Regions from separate parts of the Homo sapiens genome. Here region 2 is linked to region 1. Evidence: chromatin loops called from intact Hi-C (ENCODE). Cell type or tissue: heart left ventricle. All regions are shown on one strand. Each heading gives the region's core, and the rest is flanking DNA. Links, peaks and the distances in the headings are about the cores only.

Region 1 (10,846 bases), core at 1,135-9,134:
GGAGTACAAGCATAGTCTAGAAGAGTGGCTGTGTGCTGAGGAGCAGTGGGTCACTGACCAGCACAATCTGTGCCTTAGAGTCCTTGGCACCCATCCATGTTCTTCTACCCTGATATGGTATGGCTCTGTGTCCCCACTCAAATCTCATATTGAATTGTAATCCCCACATGTCAGGGGAGGGCATGGTGGGAGGTAATTGGATCATGGAGGTGGACTTCCCCCTTGCTGCTCTTGTGATAGTGAGTGAGTTCTCATGAGATCTGGTTGTTTGAAGGTGTGTGGCACTTCCCCCTTTGCTCTCTTTCTCTCTCCTGCTCTGCCATGGTAAGATGTGCTTGCTTCCCCTTCACCTTCTGCCATGATTGTAAGTTTCCTGAGGCCTCCTAGTGATGCTTCCTGTACAGCCTGTGGAACTGTGAGTGAGTCAATGAAACCTCTCTTCTTCATAAATTACCCAGTCGCAGATAGTTCTTTATAGCAGTGAACTCATATTTTGCCTTTATTTGAGTATATTTTCAGGAAAAATTCCTCACGTGGAATTGCCCTGACAGTAGATAAGCAGGAAATTTTGAAAGCTATAACCCAAACTCCTTTCCACAGAGGTGTACTTGAGAGTGCCTATTTTTCCATGCCCTTACCAAATCAGCATCTTCACCCATTCAGTAGAACTAGCCTTTAAACCCTTATCAGTCATGCTCCAAAGCCTCTGCTCTCAGGAAACACCACACTTACCACCCCTGGAAAAAAAACAAAAATCATTCTTAAAAATGTCTGAAATTCCCTTAACTAGAGTCTCATGGTTTGTAATATTAAAATAAAGACACACCCGGCAAGGTTAAGGCTATCATTCATTCACACAGCCCCATGAGTTAGCTCAACAGCATGCTCTTAAAAAGGGAGGTGACAGGATTTCAAAGGTTCAGGAAACACGGCCTAGGGCTGGCTCTGCAGTGACCGGAGCAGGGAGTTATTCTTCCGAGCTGGGTGGAAGCCCAGATGCCACCTGATCAAAACCCTTCATTGTGTTGCTGGAGAAAGAGGCCTAGAGAGGTTAATGACCGATGGGCAGAGCTGACCAGAAGAACAGGCTGGAGAGGACTGAACTTTTTGGAGTCTGATGGAGCATGTCTTATTCTCAGGCAACTAACAAATCAGGAGCACCAGAATAATTCTAGGGGGGAAAAATAAAATATTTAACAAAAATATTTACTGTTCATTATGGGAAAAATAAGGACTCTTTTGGACTTAGTTTATGGTATAATGTCATTTGTATTTTTATTTTCATAATGGTGAGGGATCACCATTCACTGTTTACAGCCTCTGTAGGGCCTAATTCAGCCTGAAATCTAGGTCTCTTGACCTAATGCTTTGTTCCTTCTTCCTCCACATGCCGTCTCTGTTTGAGCACCACTAGACATTACAATACATCAGCAGAAAATGATATTTCTGTTTCTTCACTATTTATTCTGATTTTAAGTGAAATGAATGGTGAAATACACACATTATCTATTATTTTATTTATTTATTTTTGAGATGGAGTCACGCTCTGTCACCCAGGCTGGAGTGCAGTGGTGTGATCTTGGCTCACTGTAACCTCCGCCTCCCAGGTTCAAGTGATTCACCTGCCTCAGCCTCCCGAGTAGCTGGGATTACAGGCGCCCACAACCATGCCTGGCTAATTTTTGTATTATTATTATTATTTTTTATTTTTTAATAGAGACAAGGTTTTGCCGTGTTGGCCAGGCTGGTCTAGTACTCCTGACCTCAAGTGATCCGCCCGCCTCAACCTCCGAAAGTGCTAGGATTACAGGTGGGAGCCATTGCGCTGGGCCTCAAATTATTTAAAACACATTTTTAGAATTCCTAAAAAATTTCATTGGGACTCAAAATTTCATACATTTCAAATATAAAAATGTATAAACCTAGAAAACCTCAAGTAATATAAAAATTTATGAAAATAAGCATACATTATAATAGTATAAATTATTCATCAATAAAATCTATAAAATAGTGTCTTGTTTTCTTTCTGCTTTTTCTTAGATATGGGGTCTTGCTATATTGCACAAGATGGTCTCCAACTCCTGGATTCAAGCAATCTTCCTGCCTCAGCTTCCTAAGCAGCTGGGACTACAAGTACACGTCACCACTCCTGGCTCAGACATTTTCTTTTGACTATCTTCAAGTCACCCCATCTCTTTGAAGAGTACTTTTTGAAAATTTCGTACTTTGTTTTTTTAGAGTGACAGTCTTTTTATTATGGTAAGCTGTTCTATTTTGTTTTGAAGAGAGCATTTCTGCTTGTCTTTGTTTTTCTTAGTTTCATCATGCACAGACTGAGACTTATGCTTTCAGTGGAAGCTCCAGTTGCACATCTGTTTGCTCATTGCGGCCTTTATGGGTGTAGATCTGTGTAGATGTAAAAAAATGAACACAGATTTGTTTTGTTGCATACATCAAAAATTGAGTCATTGATTTTTGAATACATAAAGGATTTAGATTTCATGTTTTTTGGAAGTATGAAAATATCAGCATCATTCAGAACTAAGTATGTATTTCAATACTTAAGAATATCATGGTTTACCAGAATACTGAACATGGTATCATAAACACTAAGTACCATACTATCAGTTTTTGATCACTTTTCTTCTTCGTTTTGTCTTTCTGCTTCCTTGGCTTATAATTCAGATTTGTAAAATAACATGAGTGTGGCTGAATTGTGAATTATGTAGACCCCTGTGACTGGACCTGAAAACTTGACCACTTTTTAGGACCACTTTTTATTTCTTTGAGGAAGTGCTTGCTTACATTTAAGCAACTGACTTAAAAATGGGCTTTTTGTATTGCAGCATGTCTACTAGTCAATGTATGAAAATATTAATTTTATATATAGTTCTTATCTACTCTACAATAAGAAAAGCTGGACAGAGACTTAACTGGTGAACAAGGATAAGAATCTAAGTCTTAACAACCAAATCAACAGCCCCTATTGAAAGCTCATTTGAGCTACTGCATTCTGCTGAGGGATGGTGCTCTTTTATAAAACTCATGTCACAGACTAAAACATTTGTCCAAACTAACTTCTCATAAACCTAGCCTCAGACGTGAAGAAGCATCTATGTAAAGACTGCGTTTACAAGGGATGTCATTCCCTATCACATCCATGTCAGTGCACCCTTGAGTGTCCTAAGTATTAGGGTGAACTATATGAAATTCCTTTGCTTTTGGTAAAAAAAAAAAAAAAATAGCCAAGCAGCAGCAGTTTCTTACAGCGTAACCTATACTTTGTTTCCTGAAGATGCTATTTCTAGCATCTTTTTCTTTCCAAATATTTTTGGGAATATTTGTAATAAAAAATAAGCATAGTTTACCTGTTTCGGTCTCTCCTACCTGAAATTATAGTAATAGAAGCTTAATTAATAAATATCCACTGGAATCAGATGTCGGGAGAAAGTGGCCAAAGGAAGCTGCCTCTGGGTATCACTGTCCAGGTCCCCATCATAGTATCTTTCTAGAATCTTAGGGATGGCGGTACTGTAGGTGAGACTTCCGAGATATTTGTGGCTGTCCTTGACATTCTGTCCACCATTTTTTTTTTCTGGTCATAACACACAAGCTCCAAATCATCTACATTAGAAAGCCAATATCTAGTCCTAAACATTACGTTTTCATTCATAGTTGAAAGAAACTCAGTGTCCCACTGTCAGCTCTGAAAATAGACTATTAAAATAGAATTACATACCAAGTGCAATTAAGAACAAATCAGCCAACTTGGTGCAAAGTTTCAGCTTTTTTAGGAAAGCAAGACATCCTTTGAACCATTTGCTTTAAATTCTAATGTTACTGTAAAAATATTTAATAACTCAAAAGGTGCTGTTTCTTTTATAACATAGTTGAATACATTTTCCTTCTTCAATAGTTCTCTTTATATTTGTATAAATATCAGCTTGTGTGTACGCCATTAATTTTATGGTACTTACAATGAATGTGAAGGAAAGCTCTGTAATTGGGGTTAGATACTTTTATTATGAAATGCATGCCCTAGTTTAGTGCATACATTAAAACATTATAACTAGGTTTGAATTTCTAATTTCATTTTTGTCTGAAATCAAAGAAATTTTATCTAGACTATCATACCTAAAGAAAACAAAATAAATACGAAAGCTCGCACTGTAACAAATAAATCTCATGTATTCCTTTATAGTGGAGAGAATTGCTTTGCAAAGGAGTCCAGGTCCCACCGGAAGGACCCCCTTCCATACACCGTAGCAATTCCGTAGCAGCCTCGACTCTCCCCTCGACGGACAGCAGATGGCGCTGCGCTTCCCATTTTGCCGCCTCGGTGGCGGGACAGGAATCCAACTTTGGCAGAGCTGAGTTGAAGATTGCAAGCGACCTATTCCGAGCTGGGTGAGCAAAGGAAACTACGCATTTAGAATCACAGTTTACCTCGCTTCATACTGATCTGTGCTCTGGAGGACGTGCAGTTTCTGTTACATGTGATCCAGGGGGCTGCGTGTGTTGGATTAACCGGGCTCATTACGTCTTACAAATTGCTTGTCAGGAGAAGGCAGCTCGGGGCAGGTTGAAAGACTGTTATCAGCAGCACTCAACAAACATCAGCGAACGGACACTCTCTTCTTCATCATAACCAATTTGTATTTATGAAAGATCCCTTGGTGCTCTTTAGTGGGCTGCAGTGAGAAGATGTGATTTGGAACTTTGAGAAGTTTGTGGTCAAGAAGGTGACCTGCAGATATTCAGTCAAAACTAAACAACCACAGCCACACTTCTCTGCGTTCCTGCTTCATCCACTCATTGTGCCCAGGGCTCCCCAGCAATCTCTCCGCTCTTTAGTCTTTTGGTTTGTGTCTGCTTTCTTCTTCTAGGTCTGTTCCTTTGGCTAAATTTGCATGTGTTGACCGTGGCAAACAGATATATTTAGCTTTATTTTCTTAAATAACTTATAGAAATGCTTTTTGGGTGGGAAAGTGATGACATTAAGTATAATAATCATGTAGTTTTCAGCTAGTTGGGATCTTAGGGATTATTTAACTCAACTGATTAAATAATACTGTGAGAAAGTGACGCCTGGCCATGTGCAATGCCGTGCTCAGTTCACATAGAGGCAGAGTGAGAACTCTGACCCAGGTTTCTTGAGGATCAGTCTAACAACCCATCTGATGTTATGCTCGATTATATTTTTAAACAAGTACAGATCATAAATGTCAAGGTTAATTTATTTCCCTGCCATGCGGATCATGGATGGATATTGGTCACACTCATCGCACAGCCATACGTGCAAATCCCTCCCCACCATTCCCATCAGAGTCAGTGGCTTGGTTCTCTTTGCTGCTGTTCCCTTTGTTCACACCTATACCAGGCACTAGCCCCGTTGTGCTGGAGTTTCCTCTCTAGACTATGAGATTGCTAGGAACAGGCATGCCATCTCACTCATGTTTGTGCCCTCTGTGCCCTGCGTAGTGCCTGACACCTCATAAGCTCTCAGAAATGTTGACTGAATGAATGAACTTTTGGTGGAGACTACCTTGAACATAGCAAACCAGGGTACGGTGGGAAGCCCTCCTCAGGCTCTGGACATAGAGACACGCTGGAAATATAAGAGAAAGCCTTGAATGTATAGCTCAGCTTGAAAGTGAGAAAAGACACCCTTACATGCTAAAAACAAAACAAAACAAAAAACAAAAGCAACAGCCAGAATTCAGAGTGTTGCAGAGTAGAAGCAGAACAGGACCTAAGTAGGTGGCGGGAAAGGAGACATTTTCAGCAGGATGAATTGCAAGTGAGTTTATATCCATAGAACCTTACAGGACAGGCAGCCATTCTATGTACCTGAGCTTTGTTTTATATCTGGATGCAAGGCCCTGGAACTAGGGCATAAAAAGTTGCTTAATGACTGCATGCTTTTGGAACCCCTTCTTTTGTGGACCTCCAAGGTGCCACATAAGCTGCTTTGGCTTTATATATTTTGGAGGGTAACTGATGGTAGAGACCATCCAGTAAGTCAGTGAAGGACAGGGGTCCCTGAAGTCACTTTAAACTACTGTGGTCTCTACAGGAAACAAAGGAAAAACCAAAAATTAGCCAACAGGCTGTTTAATAAACCAAGTGTCTTATTCCAGATGAGGCTAGCCCATTTACCTCAAATGTATAGTTTATGGATGTTTGTCATCCTGTTCTTTTTTTATTTGTGTAATGGGAAAAATTTGCAATCACAAAATATGTTCTGCAAGAGATTTCATATTTCATTTAAAAAATTCAACAGAAACATGATTGTGAGTGCTCTATATCCCAGGGTTTGGAAGAAATTTACAGTCATTATTGGGGATCCTTCCAACTCCCTTGGGTTGTATAATAATATGGTTTGGATTTCTGTCCCCAACCAAATCTCATGTTGAATTGGAAGAGGTTCCTGGTGGGAGGTGATTGGATCATGAAAGCTCATTTCTCCCTTGCTGTTCTTGTGGTAGTGAGTGAGTTCTCACGAGATCTGATGGGGTTTAAAAGTGTGGGGCACATGGCCGGGAGCGGTGGCTCACACCTGTAATCCCAGTACTTTGGAAGGCCGAGGCTGGTGGATCACGAGATCGGGAGATCGAGACCATCCTAGCTAACATGGTGAAACCCCATCTCTACTAAAAATATAAAAAATTAGCCAGGCATGGTGTTGGGCGCCTGTAATCCCAGCTACTCAGGAGGCTGAGGCAGGAGAATGGTGTGAACCTGGGAGGCGGAGCTTGCAGTGAGCGGAGATCGCGCCACTGCACTCCAGCCTGGGCGACAGAGCAAGACTCCAGCTCAAAAAAAAAAAAAAAAAAAAAAAAAAAGCGTGTGGCACATCTCCCCTCTTTGCTGTCTCTCTCCCCTGCCACCATATCAAGAAGTGCTTGCTTCCCTTTCGACTTCTGCTGATTGTTTAAGTTTCCTGAGGCCTCCCAGTCATGCTTCCTGTTAAACCTGTGGGGCTGTGAGTCAAACCTTTTTCTTCATAAATTACCCAGTCTCAGGGTTTTTTTTTTTTTTTTTTTTTGAGACAGGGTCTCACTCTGTTGCCTAGGCTGGAATGCAGTGGCATGATAGACTGGAATGCAGTGGCACGATTTCAGCTTACTGTAACCTCTGCCTCCCAGGTTCAAGTTACTCTCCTGCCTCAGCCTCTTGAGTGGCTCGGATTATAGGCATGCACCACCAAGCCTGGCTAATTTTTGTATTTTTAGTAGAGAAGAGGTTTCACCATGTTGGTCAGTCTGGTCTCGAATTCCTGACCTCAAGTAATCCACCCGCCTAGGCCTCCCAAAGTGCTGAGATTATAGGCGTGAGCCACCACGCCTGGCTTCAGGTAGTTCTTTATAGCAGTGTGAAAACAGACTAATACATATAAGAAGAAAGGCGCCTTAGTGGTGCCTTAGTTTATGGGGAGGATCATCCAGCCTCAGTCCAGCATGGTCACAGCTGGCACCTGCTCTGCCCAAGCCATGTGTCTTGGTGGCAGGCAGCTCTGTGACTTCTGGGCTAAGTTCAGGCACAAGAAACTTGCCCAGCTCAGAGAGCCCCACATTCAGAGGCCTGACCTGAATGAGCCTTCACTAATTGCATTCCTTCCTTTCCTGTAGCATAAAATACGCAGAAGAAATACACAGTGTAGTATTTCAAAATATTATCCTGCCCCACCTATGGGATAGGGACAATGACATCTGTCCTACTCTCCCTTTCTCAAGGATGTTGAAAGGATTGGGTGAGCTGGGTCTGTGCGAACACTTTTTCAGTTATAAAATGGTGGACGCTGCGGGAGTCACAGCTCCTATGGGGGCTGAGACCGGTGGAAGATGCCATGTGGGGTCTGACATTGTCCCACCCTAAGGGTTTTCCTCCAGCATGCTTGTTTCCTTGGGTTGAACACCAGATGACCTAGAGGTGTTCATTTGTGTTTAGGGATTGTGTTATCCAAAAACACATGCCTTTAAATCCTAGAATCACGTTCAGTGAGACGAGACGGTCTCATGATGAAAGCATCTGAGAATGGAGTCCCATGGAGTGAACGATGTTGTCATGTTTCAGCTCACTTGCGCATTCCATGTCATGTTTGCATTAAAAGGATAGGTCAGAGGCCAAGAGTGGTGGCTCTCACCTGTAATGTCAGCATTTTGGGAGACCTAGGCAGCAGGATCACTTCAGCCCAGGAGTTTGAGACAAAGCTGGACAAGGTAATGAGAACCCAACTCGACAAAATAAAAATAAATAAATAAATAAATAAATAAATAAATAAATAAATAGGCCAGGCGCAGTGGCATGTGCCTGTAGTCGCTGTTACTTTGGGGACTGAGGTGGGAGGATCACTTGAGCTTGGAAGGTTGAGGTTGCAGTGAGCTATAAGTGAACCACTGCACTCTAGCCTGGTGACAGAGCAAGACCCTGTCTCAAAAAAAAAAAAAAAAAAAAAAGGATTGGTCAGAGATGTTGCCTGTACTATTTAAATGGTTGCTCCCTCTCACTTTTTTTTCTCTCTGTATTTTTCTCTCTTCTTTTTCTTTTTATTCCTGGAAAATTTATGGTTGAATTCAAGTTAATCTGAATATGTGACTCCTCGTGTTAGAGAGAATCACAAGGTTTGAAATCAAAAGACTTGGCTTCAGGTTCCAGGTCTGCCACTTACATACTGAGTGACCTTGAGCAATTCAGCCTTTCTCAGTGGCCTGTTTCTAACCTGCAGACTTTGGGCTGACAATGCTGATCTCTCGGTGGGGATGAAAGGCAACAGTGAGGTCGTATGTATGGAAGCACACTGTGAATGTAAACTGCTTGACAGGACTTAGTTATTGTGACTGATTGTGCTTTTTTGATGTTTTTGACCTGTATCTTTAATATCCTGTGACTGCTGGACATCAATAGCTGGTTAAATACTGTTTTATCCCTCACCCAAGAGTTTTGGAGCTATAAAAAAACAAATTAGCTCTTAAATCCATGGAAAGTAAAAGCTGTGGTTTTTTTGTTTGTTTGTTTGTTTGTTTGTTTGTTTTTTGAGATAGAGTCTTGTCTCGTCTCCCAGGCTGGAGTGCAGTGGTGTGATCTTGGCTCACTGAAACCTCTGCCTCTTGGGTTCAATCGATTCTCCCAGCTTAGCCTTCCGAGCAGCTGAGATTACAGGTGTGTGCTTCCATGCCTGGCTAATTTTTGTATTTTTAGTAGAGACGGGGTTTCACCATGTTGCCCAGGCTGGTCTCAAACTCCTGGCCTCATGTGATCCATTTGCCTCGGCCTCCCAAAGTGCTGGGATTACAGATGTGCTGCCACCGCATCCTGCCAAAAGTTAATATTTTGAGTTTCTTGTACTGACTGGGGACACTGTTAGGAGCAGGGTTTAAGAGTCTGTTTAAAACTCTCCAGGGAGCACAGGTGTCCCCTAGGCTCCCTCCAACCTGAGGAAAAGGGGCTTTGATGAGGGTGTAGGGCTAAAGGGGTTTCCAGGGATACACCTGGGCTGCAAGGCTCCAGGGCAGGGGTGTAAGAATGGTGGTGGGGCCAGCAGGTTACAGCCTCAGGGCTGACTGCTACTCTCCCCTGCTAGCCTATGAGGCTGGTGTCATAGCAAGGCTTGAGCTGCTTCCAAGTTGGTCCAAGTTACTTGGAGGGACTCTTGCCCTCTGATGTCTGGGGGCTGGATAACAACAGAATTTATTATCCAAACCTGGACATGAGTGGGAAAGGGTCTGTTACGAATAATTACACAGAACTAGCCCAGGCAAACCAAGAGGGGGTTACCCTACCTATGAATGTGGTTTAGGGAAGACCCTTCTCTTGGTCCTCTTTTTCTTGGCTTCCTTTTTCTTTTATTCCTTTTTTTTTTTGAGATGGGGTCTTGCTCTGTCACCCCGGCTGGAGTGCAGTGGTGCAATCATGGCTCACTGCAGCCTCGACTTCATGGGCTCAGGTGATTCTCCCATCTCAGCCTCCTGAATAGCTGAGACTACAGGCGTGCATGACCACACCCAGCTAAATTTTTTTGTAGTTTTTGTAGACGCGGTGTTTTGCCCTGTTGCCCAGGCTGGTCTCAAAACTCCTGGGCTCAAGCAACCCTCCCAACTCAGCTCACACCTGTGCTGGGATTACAGGTGTGAGCTACCATGCCTGGCCTTCCTTTTTCTTTACATCTTTCCACAGCGTGGTGAAACCCCAAGAGCTAAGAGAAGAGTGGACCCAGGGAAGAGGCCATGAGGGGTCTCCCAGCCTGGGCTTCTGGTCCAAGTGCAACAGGATTAGGCATTTCACATAAGGCTTTCAGCAGATACTTAGACTCATCAGCAGTGAGCCCTTGACTGGCCTTGTTTTCCATCCTCCTCAGGTGCCCAGCTGGAGCTGAGGCTGGCTGTGGTAGGATGGGTACCAGAGGTCCTCATTTCCATTTCATTCATCACAAAGGTCTTCCCTAAACCACATTCATAGGTAGGGTGGCCCCCATCTTGGTTTGCCTGGGCCGGTCCTGTGTAATTATTCATAACAGACCCTTTCCCACTCATGTCCAGGTTTGGATAATAAATTCTGTTGTTACCCAGTCCCTAGACATCAGAGGGCAAGAGTTCCTCCAAGTAACTTGGACCAACTTGGAAGCAGCTCGAGCCTTCCTATGACACCAGCCTCACAGGCTAGCAGGGGAGAGTAGCAGTCAGCCCTGAGGCTGTAACCTGCTGGCCCCACCACCATTCTTACACCCCTGCCCTGGAGCCTTGCAGCCCAGGTGTATCTCTGGAAACCCCTTTAGCCCTACACCCTCATCAAAGCCCCTTTTCCTCAGGTTGGAGGGAGGCTAGGGGACACCTGTGCTCCCTGGAGA
Region 2 (10,846 bases), core at 976-8,975, 92 kb after region 1:
GGCCAAATTTAAGCAAGCATCTTTATTGTAGGCATTTCAAAAACCTTTACTATGCTAATGGGCATTAGGAATCTCCCAAAGGGAGTTTCTCATGGCTTAAACCATCAGTCCCCTTGGTCATGGGCTATCACGGAATGTCTTGCAGGGCTAGTTATGAGAAGCACACACTGGAAAATATCCTCAGATGTTGTCAAGGCTGGCTGTCAGTGGCCCACGGACAAAGAAGGCTATAGCAGGGAGAGCCTGGAAGGACCTGCCAGAAGGAGCAGGGACCGACTAGACCATCGTTAAGACTAGAAACGACCAGGAGAGGGCAGATGCAGAGTGCAGTGAAGACAGGGAGGGGCAACATCTGGGAGGAAAAGTGGGCTCCAGGAAAAACAGAGAACTTATGCCCTGACTCCCAGATGCCATCAATTACAAGTAGACTGCATTGGGCCCCAGGGAACACAGTGCTGGAGGCTATGGGGGCCTCTGCATCTTGTTTCTACTAGGTTTTGTTCATCATCACAAGCAACACAGAGCTCACATTTTGGGGAATGATGGGCAGAATAAAGCTAAGCCTGCTCCTTTTCTATCACGTTTTCCAGGTTCTCAAAGCTATCAAATCAAGAGTTTTCCTGAGATATAGTGCCCAAGGGTTTAAGATTCCCATTATTCTGAAAGTGAGAGTGTTCTGGTCTCTGACTTAATGTTTATGAGTCCTTAGGTGTTACTGATACTGATTTCCTCATCGCCAGCTCCTGGGTCTGGACTCTTGGCCTCATTTAATACTGGTGTAAAGCTGCCTCACAATACTTCAAGTACCTTGGACTCCTATTTTTGATTTTAGTTTTCTACTTCCATTTTCTGATTATAAAAGTAACAAATATTCATTGCCTGAAAGTTCATAAAAATGTAACATCGAGGCAAAAAATACCCATAATCTTACCAGTGAGAGACAAGCAGTGTTGGTAGATAGCCATCTGGTACTTTCTCTCTGATTTTATTTTTTCATAAATCAAGATTATTTGTGATTCAATTTTGTATCCTGCTTCCCTCCCACTTAATCTTATGCCATGCCTTTTTCTATGTTATTCAAGAGTCTTTAGAAACATAATTTTTAGTGGCTGCCTCATATGTTAAAGATGGAAGTATTGTAATTTACTTAGCTGTTCAATTTCCTCTTAACCATATTTGTTCTTTTCCTAATCTGAATGTCTTTCTTTTTGGTGAAGACAGGGGCTGTTAAGGACTCTTGTTTCTTATTCATATATTACTATTACACAGTTTTTCTCAAGAAGTGGGCTCATTCCTTCCATTTTCATTGATTTATTGAGCATGGTTAGCCTTCGTGTTGTCTTAGCATTTTCTCCTAAGCTTTAGCTCACGGTGCTATTTAACTTTCCTGTCCTAATCTTACCGATGCTACTCACTTGCCCTTCATTCTATCTTTGGTACATGCCCTTTCAAAACATCAATCTATTAGAAATTTCCCTGTATAGAAGCTTGGGATAGTTCCAGTTGGTGCTGAGACACATACTTCTTTGAATAGTTCTGCCTAACCAGCTGAAACTTTCAGTAATTTGCCATGTTACTACTCAAAGTGTTGGGAAATTCAATTTTTGGCCTCTCTTCCTGGCTTGTAGACAGCCCCTTCTCATTTTGTCTTCATGTGGCCTTTTTTCTATGCTTGAGGAGAGAGAGAGAGAGAGAGAGAGAGAGAGAGAGAGAGAGAGGAGGCGGAAGGCAGGAGAGGGGAGGAGAGGGGAGAAGAGGAGAAGGGAGAGGAGAGAGAAGAGATCTGGTGTCTCTTCTCCTTCTTATAGTCACCAGTCCTGTTGGATTAGGGCCCCACCCCTATGACCTTTAAAGAGTTAATTATCTCTTTATTTTATAAATTTAAAAAATTTTATTTTTGAGACTGTCTTGCTCTGTCACCCAGGCTGGAGTGCAGTGGCACACTCTTGGCTCACTGCAACCTCCACCTCCCAGGTTCAAGTGATTCTCCTGCCCAGCCTCTCGAGTAGCTGGGATTATAGGCGTGCACTCCCACGCTCAACTAATTTTTGTATTTTTAGTGGAGACGGGGTTTCACCATGTTGGCCAGGCTGGTCTCGAACTCCTGACCTCAAGTGATCTGCCCACCTCAGCCTCCCAAAGTGCTGTGATCACAGGTGTGAGCCACTGCATCTGGCCTGCTGGGTCATATGGAAATTCTATTTTTAATTTCTTTAGGAACCTCCATACTGTTTTCCACAATGGCTGCATCAATCTACATTATCACCAACAGTGTACAAGAGTCCCCCCGCCCTTTTTTCATACCTTCTCCAATATTTGTTATCTCTTGACTTTTTGATAATAGCCATCTGAGAAGGTGTGAGGTGATATCTCATAGCGGCTTTGATTTACATTTCCCAGATGATTAATTATATTGAGCACCTTTCATATACTTTTTGGCCACTTCAATGTCTTCTTTGGTGAAATATGTATTCAGGTCCGTTGCCCATTTAAAAAATTGGGTTATTTGTTTTTGTGCTATTGAGTTGTATGAGTTCTTCATAAATTTTGGATATTAACTCCTTATCAGATATATGGTTTGCAAACATTTATCCCAATCTGTAGGTTGCCATTTCATTCCGTTGATTGTCTTCTTTACTGTTCAGCTTTCTAATCTGATGTAGCACCATTTATTTATTTTTGCTTTTGTAACCTTTTTTGAACTTTTGGAGTTATATATTTAAAAAAACAATTATTGCTGAAGTCAGTGTCAAGGGGCTTTTCCCTTACGACCTCTTTTAGGAGCTGTATGTTTTCAGGTGTTTGCGAATAGGGGAGAGAGACTGAACTCAATTTTTCTGAAACAAAAGGTAGGAGAGTTTTTAAACACAGAGTGAGCTAGCAGAAAAGTATTGGTGGACATTGGGGATGGGGGAATTGTCAATGTGATTAGGTCATCACATTGTGTCTGCAAATAGTTGCTTATCAAGTTAGGCTCCCATGCTCCCACAGAGACTGAGAGATAGGAGCTCTGTCCTTTCTTGATGATTGTGTTTCAAAAGGATGACTCCCAGGTCCTTGAGAAAGGCATTCCTGGGTTGTGAAACTGGCAGGAGGCTGGGAGAAGATTTACATCTCTAAGGGGCAGAGAAAGAATTTATAATTGCAAATTTTCTAAAGTAAATGCTCCAAGGAAAGGGAAGTCAGGGGCTATAGTCAGGAGGAAATCTGTCTAAAGTTGAGTAGAGCTGAAGGGACTGTTAAGGACTTCTTGGTCAGTGTGTGTGTGTGTGTGTGTGTGTGTGTGTGTGTGTGTGTGTTTCTTTTCAACTGACAAGGCTCAATAAAAATTAACAGAGGCCTTTCCTCTTCAGGGCTCATCTGTTGCATTTCTGGGGTTCTGTTGGATGTTAGAGGGTGGGTGGATGGCCCCATGGAGCAGATGGGAGGCAGCAGGGTGAGGAGGCCAGGAGAAACATTCCTAGGTGGAAAGCCTCTGGGATTATGATGGGTCTCTATGTAAACTGCCCGTGCTTTGATTCTCTTCCTCCAGTAAAAAAAAAAAAAAAAAAAAAAAAAAAAAAAAAAAAAAAAAAAAAAAAAAAATTTAGTTCTTAAATAAATTACACATTTTGTAATTACAAAAAACAAAAATAAACAGATAATTAATTAAATAATAAATGAAAGAAGTGCAAAAATCATCCCCTTCCCAAATCCCTGCATGATGTGAGTTTAAAAATCAACTGCATACAGGTACCCACCTCCAAGCTCTCCCTCCCTCTTTATAAACAGCGCTGGAAATATCCAGGAGACCTGGCAAAAAATCGAATTTTGCCATACAAATAAACAATAAGCTTCTTCTGCCTGTGAGAACCTGCCATCCTAAAGCACAAAGGAACCAGGCCGGGACAGATGCACACAGACTCCATGCAGTCGCGGGGGCGTTCAGGAGCATTTTCCGTCTACTGATGCTTGAGGGACTGGGCCGGCTGGGCCCGGTGCGCGCAAAGGTGTAGTGCAGGGATGCCAGGTGGGCGTGCTGTCGGCAAGGAGCCCGTAATGGTTGTAGTTAAATTGGGGAAGTGATGAAGGCTAATTAAAAAGCACTTAGGCTTGGAAAACAGGAAGCAGAACTCCGCGGCGGGGAGGCGACAGCGTGGCCGGCCCGGCGCCAGCAAGAGTCAGACTGCTGGGAGGGTGGGGGCCTCGCCAGCATGGGCGCCGGGCCAGCGCTCCCAGCCTGCACCGCCGTGCGCAACGGCGACCCCTGGGCAGGGGCGGAAACGCCCGGCTCTGCAGCCTGCCCAGCGCCGCGCTGCTGCTGGTTTCCTCTTCCTTGCAGATTGTGTTCAAACCCATTGCTAATTGTGTCAGTAAACAACAGACACAATTTTCTCTTTGCAGAGAGGTTGGGCAGCGGCGTTTGAACGTTGAGCAAAGCCTTTCCATTCACCTGTAAAATAGAATCAAAGGCTGGACGCCGTGGCTTACGCCTGTAATCCCAACACTTTGGGAGGCCAAGGTGGGAGGATCGCTTGAGCCTAGGAGTTCGGCCTTGGCAACATAGCAAGACTCATTTTCTATAATACAAAAAAATAAAAAAATTGGCCGTGTGGGCTGGCTCGCACCTGTGGTTCCAGCTGCTCGGGAGGCCAAGGTGGGAGGATCAGCTGAGCCCTGGAGGTGGAGGCTGCAGTGAGCCGAGATCCCACTAATGTACTCCAGCCTGGGCGACAGAGCTGAGGTAGGATTAGAGGTGGTGGTGTCAGAAGCTGTTGAATGATGGTGATGGGGGCGATCACAAAATTCTGACTCTTTGATTCTGAGTTTGGTTAGTATGCTAGCTTTTATTTTTCAGGTCTGATTAGTAGCTGAGTGTGTGCCAACTGATTTCCAGACGCTGACATCCTGTTTCATTAGCTTTTTTTTTTTTTTTTTTTTTTTTTTTTGAGACGGAGTCTCGCTCTATCGCCCAGGCTGGAGTGTGTGGCGCAATGCAACCTCTCTCTCCCGGGTTTAAGTGATTCTCCTGCGTCAGCCTTCCGGTAGCTGGGACTGCAGGTCCGCACCACCACGCTGGGCAAATTTTTGTATTTTCAGTAGAGACGGGGTTTCGCCATGTTGGCCAGGCTGGTCTTGAACTCGTGGTCTCAAGTGATCCGCCCACCTCAGCCTCCCAAAGTGCTGGGATTACAGGTGTGAGCCACCGCGCCCGGCCTCCAGTAGGTGTTTTGAGGTTTAGGGTGCTGAGTTATGAACTACTAGACTAGTGGGATGCCCTCTTCCTTGGGCACCTTGGAAAATGCTGTCATTGCTAGGTAATTAGAGAATCTACTTGACCAAATTCTCTGTACAAGGCCCAGTCAAAATGATCATATTCTAGTTTTTATGAATACACCAGTGAATTTTAATCTTGTCAAGCAAACAAAAAACAAACGTATTTTTGGGGTATCAACTACATTTCTTTACTAAAAGCTCTGAAGTTAAAGATAAGCAAGCCTTGATTTTCCACTGGGAAAGCCATTTGGAAATTTACCATTTACATACATGTAGCATCTCGTTGGACAGAGATATAAACCCTGATGTACTTTCAGAAATCCTGTAATACTGTAAAAATGCTGTAAAGACCACGGAGAACATTAAACATACGAATCCAGAAAGTGAAAGTAGATTATGAGGCAGACTTTTAATAAGCATATATTCAAGTAATCTACATGAGGGCAGAGTTTTTGCCCATTGAATTCCCTGCTTTATCCCTAAGTGGGTCTGGAACAATGTCTGGTACGCAAAAGGAATTCAATTAACATTTTTTGAGTAAGTGAACGAAGTCTGTGCTTATCTCTAAGGTAGTTACTTAAGATGCAAGAATCTTATTTCAATAATGGTGTTATCGTTCAAACTATTTTTCAGAAGGAACTTTTCTTTAGGAATTTCCTTTAATACTAGTCCCATTCCTTTACAGCCATATTTTGATTTTTACATCAAATCAATGCATTCTGAGTGAAAGAGTTTACGTGTATTATTTATCAGACATAGAGCCAAATCACTTTCTCAGTTCATTCTCAGAGGCTGAATTTACCATCCTGAAGGTTATTAAAGAATGCCATAGGCGCTAAAGGCAGGTCTTCAAGAGGCATGCCAAAATGTTTGCATTAATAAAGCTTCATTGCAAAAAGTGTCTAACTTCCTGAGATGAATACCTTGAAAGGAATAGAGCTCATCTGATTTTTTCTTGTGTGTTTGATAGAAAATCAATTCCATTACTCATATTTATATTATACTCCTGGAAAGAGCTTAAGTGCTTTTGATTGAGTAAAGAAAGAGGGATAAGGATTGTTTATTCTTTACCACTACTCTTCCAAAGATTTTAAGCTAGCTGAGAATAGAAGCTATTTCTTCCTATTGATTAAATTTCCATTCTCTTATCATTTTATCCATTCCTATTCACTTCCAGAAATTTCAGAATCTTTTATTTCCCCATGCTTTAGAAGTATGTTATATATTTTAAATTTTTTATTTCATATTTAAAAATATTTTGTAGTCTATTTAGATTAAAGAGAGCAGATTCAACATATAGCTATAATCCAAATTCTACTATAATGAAAGTAAATGTTTTTTTTTCCCCAGGCATTTCAGTTTCAAACTGTGTATCACTTATGAAAATATGCGTAAAACATACATGTAGAAACGTAATGAATTGTCATAAAATAAATCCTATGTAACCATGATCTAAATTAAGAAAATGTACATTATCAGTATCTTGGAAGTTCTCCTGGCTGCCCGTTCCTAATGAAAGCTCACTCCCTCTCCACTAAAGATAACCAGTATCTTCTTATTTTTGGTGGTGATTACTTTGTTGTACTTTTCCATCCAAGTAGGCATCTATTAACACCATGGATTACTTTTGCTTATTTTTGAACTTTACAGAATTACGCATAAGGTATATCAGAGATTCCTTTCTATCAGCATCATGCTTATATGATTTATCCATGTTATTTCTCTTCCTTGCTTAGAATTCCATTGTATAAAAGTTGACAACAGTTGATCTGTTCTACTACTGATGAACATTTGGATTGTTTCCAGGTTTTGGTTATTGTGATGTGTGATGCTATGATAGGAACACTTTAGTAGGTGTCTCCTTGTACACATGTGCCTGTATTCCTGTTAGTATATAGCTAGGAGTGGAATTGCTGGCTCATAGGGTATGCAATTTAGACTCCTAACAACACCATAAGACAGTTTCTCTTATTCTGTACCCTTGACAACAGTGGGTATTTTCAGTCTTTAAGATTTTTATATTCTTATGGATCCTGCACATTTGTTCTTCCTTTTCAAAGCTGTTTTCGCTCTTCAGGTCATTTGCATTTCTATATGAGATTTAGGATAGGTTTATCAATTTATACAAAAATATCCTGCTGCAATTTTGAATAGGCATGCAATTAATTTGTAAGTCACTTTTGGGACAATTAACATTTATTATTGCCATGTATTTTTCTTTTACTTATGTTATAAACTGCATTATACATAGTTATTAGTTTTGTTTAATCAGTCAATTATTTAAAAATATTTATTATTTATTTGCATCAAGATATAATGTACATACTGTAAAATGCATCATTTTAAAATGTATATTTCAGTGGTTTTTAGTATGTTCGTTAGGTTGTGTAATCATCACCACTGTCTAACTCTAGAACATTTTCATCACCCCAAAAAGGAACCCCATACCTATTAGGGTCACTAATTATCTTTTAAAGAGATATAAAAAAAATTATATTTACTAGTATAGGTAACTCTTTCAGTGCTGTTCTTTTGTGTAGATTCATATTTGCATCTGGTATTATTTACCTTCTGCCTGAAGCAAATCCATGAACATTTCTTGTAATGTGTGTCTGCTCGTGATAAATCTACTCAGCTATTTTACTTTAATTTGTGAAGGCTGTCTTCACTCGGTACAGAATTCTAGGTTAATAATTTTTTCTTTTAGTACTTTTTAAAATATTGATGCACTGTCTTCTTGCCTTGCTCACATTCTTTCCAAAGAGAAATCTGCGGTCAGTCTTAGCTTCGTACGTAAAATATCTTTTAAAAAATCTGACTGCTTTATTTTATTATTTTTTTCTTTTGGAGAGGAAGCCTCACTCTTGTCCCCCAGGCTGGAGTGTGATGGCGCGATCTCGGCTCACTGCAACCTCCGCCTCCCAGGTTCAAGCGATTCTCCTGCCTCAGCCTCCTGAGTAGCTGGGATTACAGGCTCCTGCCACCACGCCCGGCTAATTTTTTTGTATTTTTAGTAGGGACGGGGTTTCACCGTGTTGGCCAGGCTGGTCTCGAACTCCTGACCTCAGGTGATCCGCCCGCCTCGGCCTCCCAAAGTGCTGGGATTACAGGTGTGAGACACCACGCCCAGCCCTTATAAATATTATTGAGCTTTGTTCTGGGATGCAATTAAGTTACTGGAAACAGTTGATCCTTTCAAACTTTGGGCATTTTTTAGGCAGGGACAGATTGGCATTTAGTATAGGACAAGTTATTTTCCATTATTGAGGCAAAATCCTTTTGAGTTCTCTACCCAATGCTGTGTCTACTAAGAGGTTTTCAGTTTGACTCATGGGCACAGACACTATTCTGGCCTGTGTGTGAACACTGAATACTGTTTCCTCTAAGCCTTTTGGATGGTTCTTTCCTTGGCCTTGGGTAGTGTCCTTTCATATGTCTGCTGATCGCTACTTTGCTGAATACTATGTAGAAAAGGACCCTCTGCAGATCTCTGGGATTATCTTCGTTCAACTCTTTCTTTTCTGACCCTGTAAACCCTGTTTGTCCTGTTCTCCCTGGGCTCTAAGCTCCATTTCCTCAACTAGAGCAGTCCTCTGGGCTCTGCCTGGCTTTCACCTCCCTGTTCTGTGGTCTACAGACTAAATTCAGGCAATGATAGATGTATCATATTTGATTTTTATCTCTCAGAGACTACTCTTCTTTGTCTGATGTCAACTTTTTTGCAAGCTCCTTTTTCATATACTTTGTCTTTTTATTGTTATATTTGTCTCCTTATTCTTTTAGATTTTCTACATATGCAGTCATATTGATTGTATAAAATAAAAGCTTATTTCTTTCTTTGCAATAGGTAGGTCTTTTATCTCCTGGCTCCACTGCAGTGGTTAGCACCTCCTGTATAATGTTTAATAAAAATATCTGTAATAGGTATATTTGTCTCATTTGCATCTTAAAGGGACTGCTTTCAACATTTTACCATTTGATATGGTGGATATTGTTGTTTTTGATAAGTAGGTTTAAGATTAGGAGCATTCCCTTCTATTTCGAGTTTGCAAAGATGTGTATGTGTCTGTGTGTGTGTTAAGTTGTAAATGGATGTTGACTATAATCAAATGCTTTTAATGCAGCTATTGAGATAATGAAATGATATTTCTCCTTTATTAACATGGTGAATTACACTGATTTTTTGGAATAGTAAACCAACCTTATATTCCTGGGATAAATTCAACTGGTCTATGGGGTGTATTTTTCTTTATAAAAAGTTGCTGATTTGGTTAGCTAATAGTTTGCTAAAGGTTTTAACATATGTGTTAAATTGGCCTGTCATTTTCTTTTCACATAATGTCCTTCCTTGTCAGTTTTTTGTAGTAAGGAAAAGCTAGCTACATAATTGTTCTGTTTTTTAAAAAATTTTCTGAAGGAGTTTGTTTAAAATTGGCATTATTTCTTTCCTAAATATTTAGGAGAATTTGCTGTTTGGTCAGGCATTTTTGCTTTTTTGGGAGAGCAAGGGGAAGGTTTAAAATGCAGATTCCATTTTTAAAATATAAGATTGCTTTGCTTTCTATCCTTCTTGTTTCAGTTACAATAGATAAGTTGTTTTTCTAAGATTTGTACATTTTATATAAATTTTCTAACTTATTGGCATAAAGTAGTGCATAATTTCCTTTTGTTATCTTTTTTATACCTAGGTAACATTTGTAGTGATGACTCTCTTTCTATTCTGATATTTGTTATTTGTATATTTTTTAAAATTAATCAGTCTCACTGGTTTTTGCTCAATCTTATTATATTAGTTCTTTTAGTACCAACTTTTTGCTTTGTGGATCTTCTCTACTGGTTATTTCTTTTCTACTTCATTAATTTCTGCTCTTATATTTATGATTCCTTTCCTTCTGTTATCTTGGTTTTATTTTCTGCTTTTAGGCTTGTTGAGATGGAAGCTTACTTGATTTTTAGTTTTTCTTCTTTTCTAAATATGTGTTTAAGATTATATTCCCTCTGAACTCAGCTTTAGTTGCATCCCACAAATTTTGGCAAATGGTATTTTTTTTTGTTATCATTCAGCTAAAAATCTACTCTAACTTCATTGTGATTTTTTCCCTTTTACTTATGAGTTATTTAGATGTTTATTACTTAATTTCCATATATTAGGTAATTTTCTGTTTTTTTTATTGATTTCAAGCTTAATTGCACTGTAATCAGAGAACAAACTCAGTATGATATCAGTGCTTTGAAATTTTTTTAGACTTGCTTTACCGCTCAGCATATAGACAAGTTTTGCAGATGATTTGTGTTTTTCAAAGGATTATTTGTTTCACAGTTGTTGGGTGCAGTTTTCAATAAATGTGCATTTGGGCAAATTACAGTCTTCACATTTATTTCATCTTTCTTGATTTCGTGTGGTGTTTCAAAATCACTACTGTGAGTGTAGATTTATATTTCTCCTTGTAGTTTTGTCAAGTTTTGCTTTAAAATTTTTGAGGTAATGTTACATGCATACAAATAGGGAACTGTTTGTCTTTCTGGTGAGTTGATTCTTTTAGAATAAAGTATACCATTTATTTCTATTTTTTCTTTAATAAGCTAACAT

What was found. A loop is a pair of places that touch in the nucleus more often than their neighbours do. Peaks named below come from ENCODE experiments on the same cell type or tissue, not always from the same donor. Only the 100,000 strongest peaks of a DNase experiment are listed, where the experiment ranks them.
Region 2: a loop joins it to region 1, with 4 times the contacts of the local background. A loop is called at or near these places in 13 of 110 quality-filtered maps.

What each region holds. Positions count from the first base shown.
Region 1 is chr12:42,017,850-42,028,695 of GRCh38, reverse strand. LOC105378247 (a long non-coding RNA gene) reads left to right here and starts at 2,094. Exons shown (of 4, transcript XR_944875.4): 1 at 2,094-2,259; 2 at 4,202-4,407. In heart left ventricle, for the core only: a CTCF peak has its summit at 4,298 (motif pointing right); a DNase peak (open chromatin) is centred at 4,335; H3K4me3 peaks cover 802 bases.
Region 2 is chr12:41,925,999-41,936,844 of GRCh38, reverse strand. No RefSeq gene overlaps it. Among named protein-coding and RNA genes, the nearest start is that of LINC02400, 170 kb to the right of the region's middle. In heart left ventricle, for the core only: no CTCF peak of the experiment used is centred there; DNase peaks (open chromatin) are centred at 4,194 and 4,634; H3K4me3 peaks cover 1,821 bases; H3K27ac peaks cover 793 bases.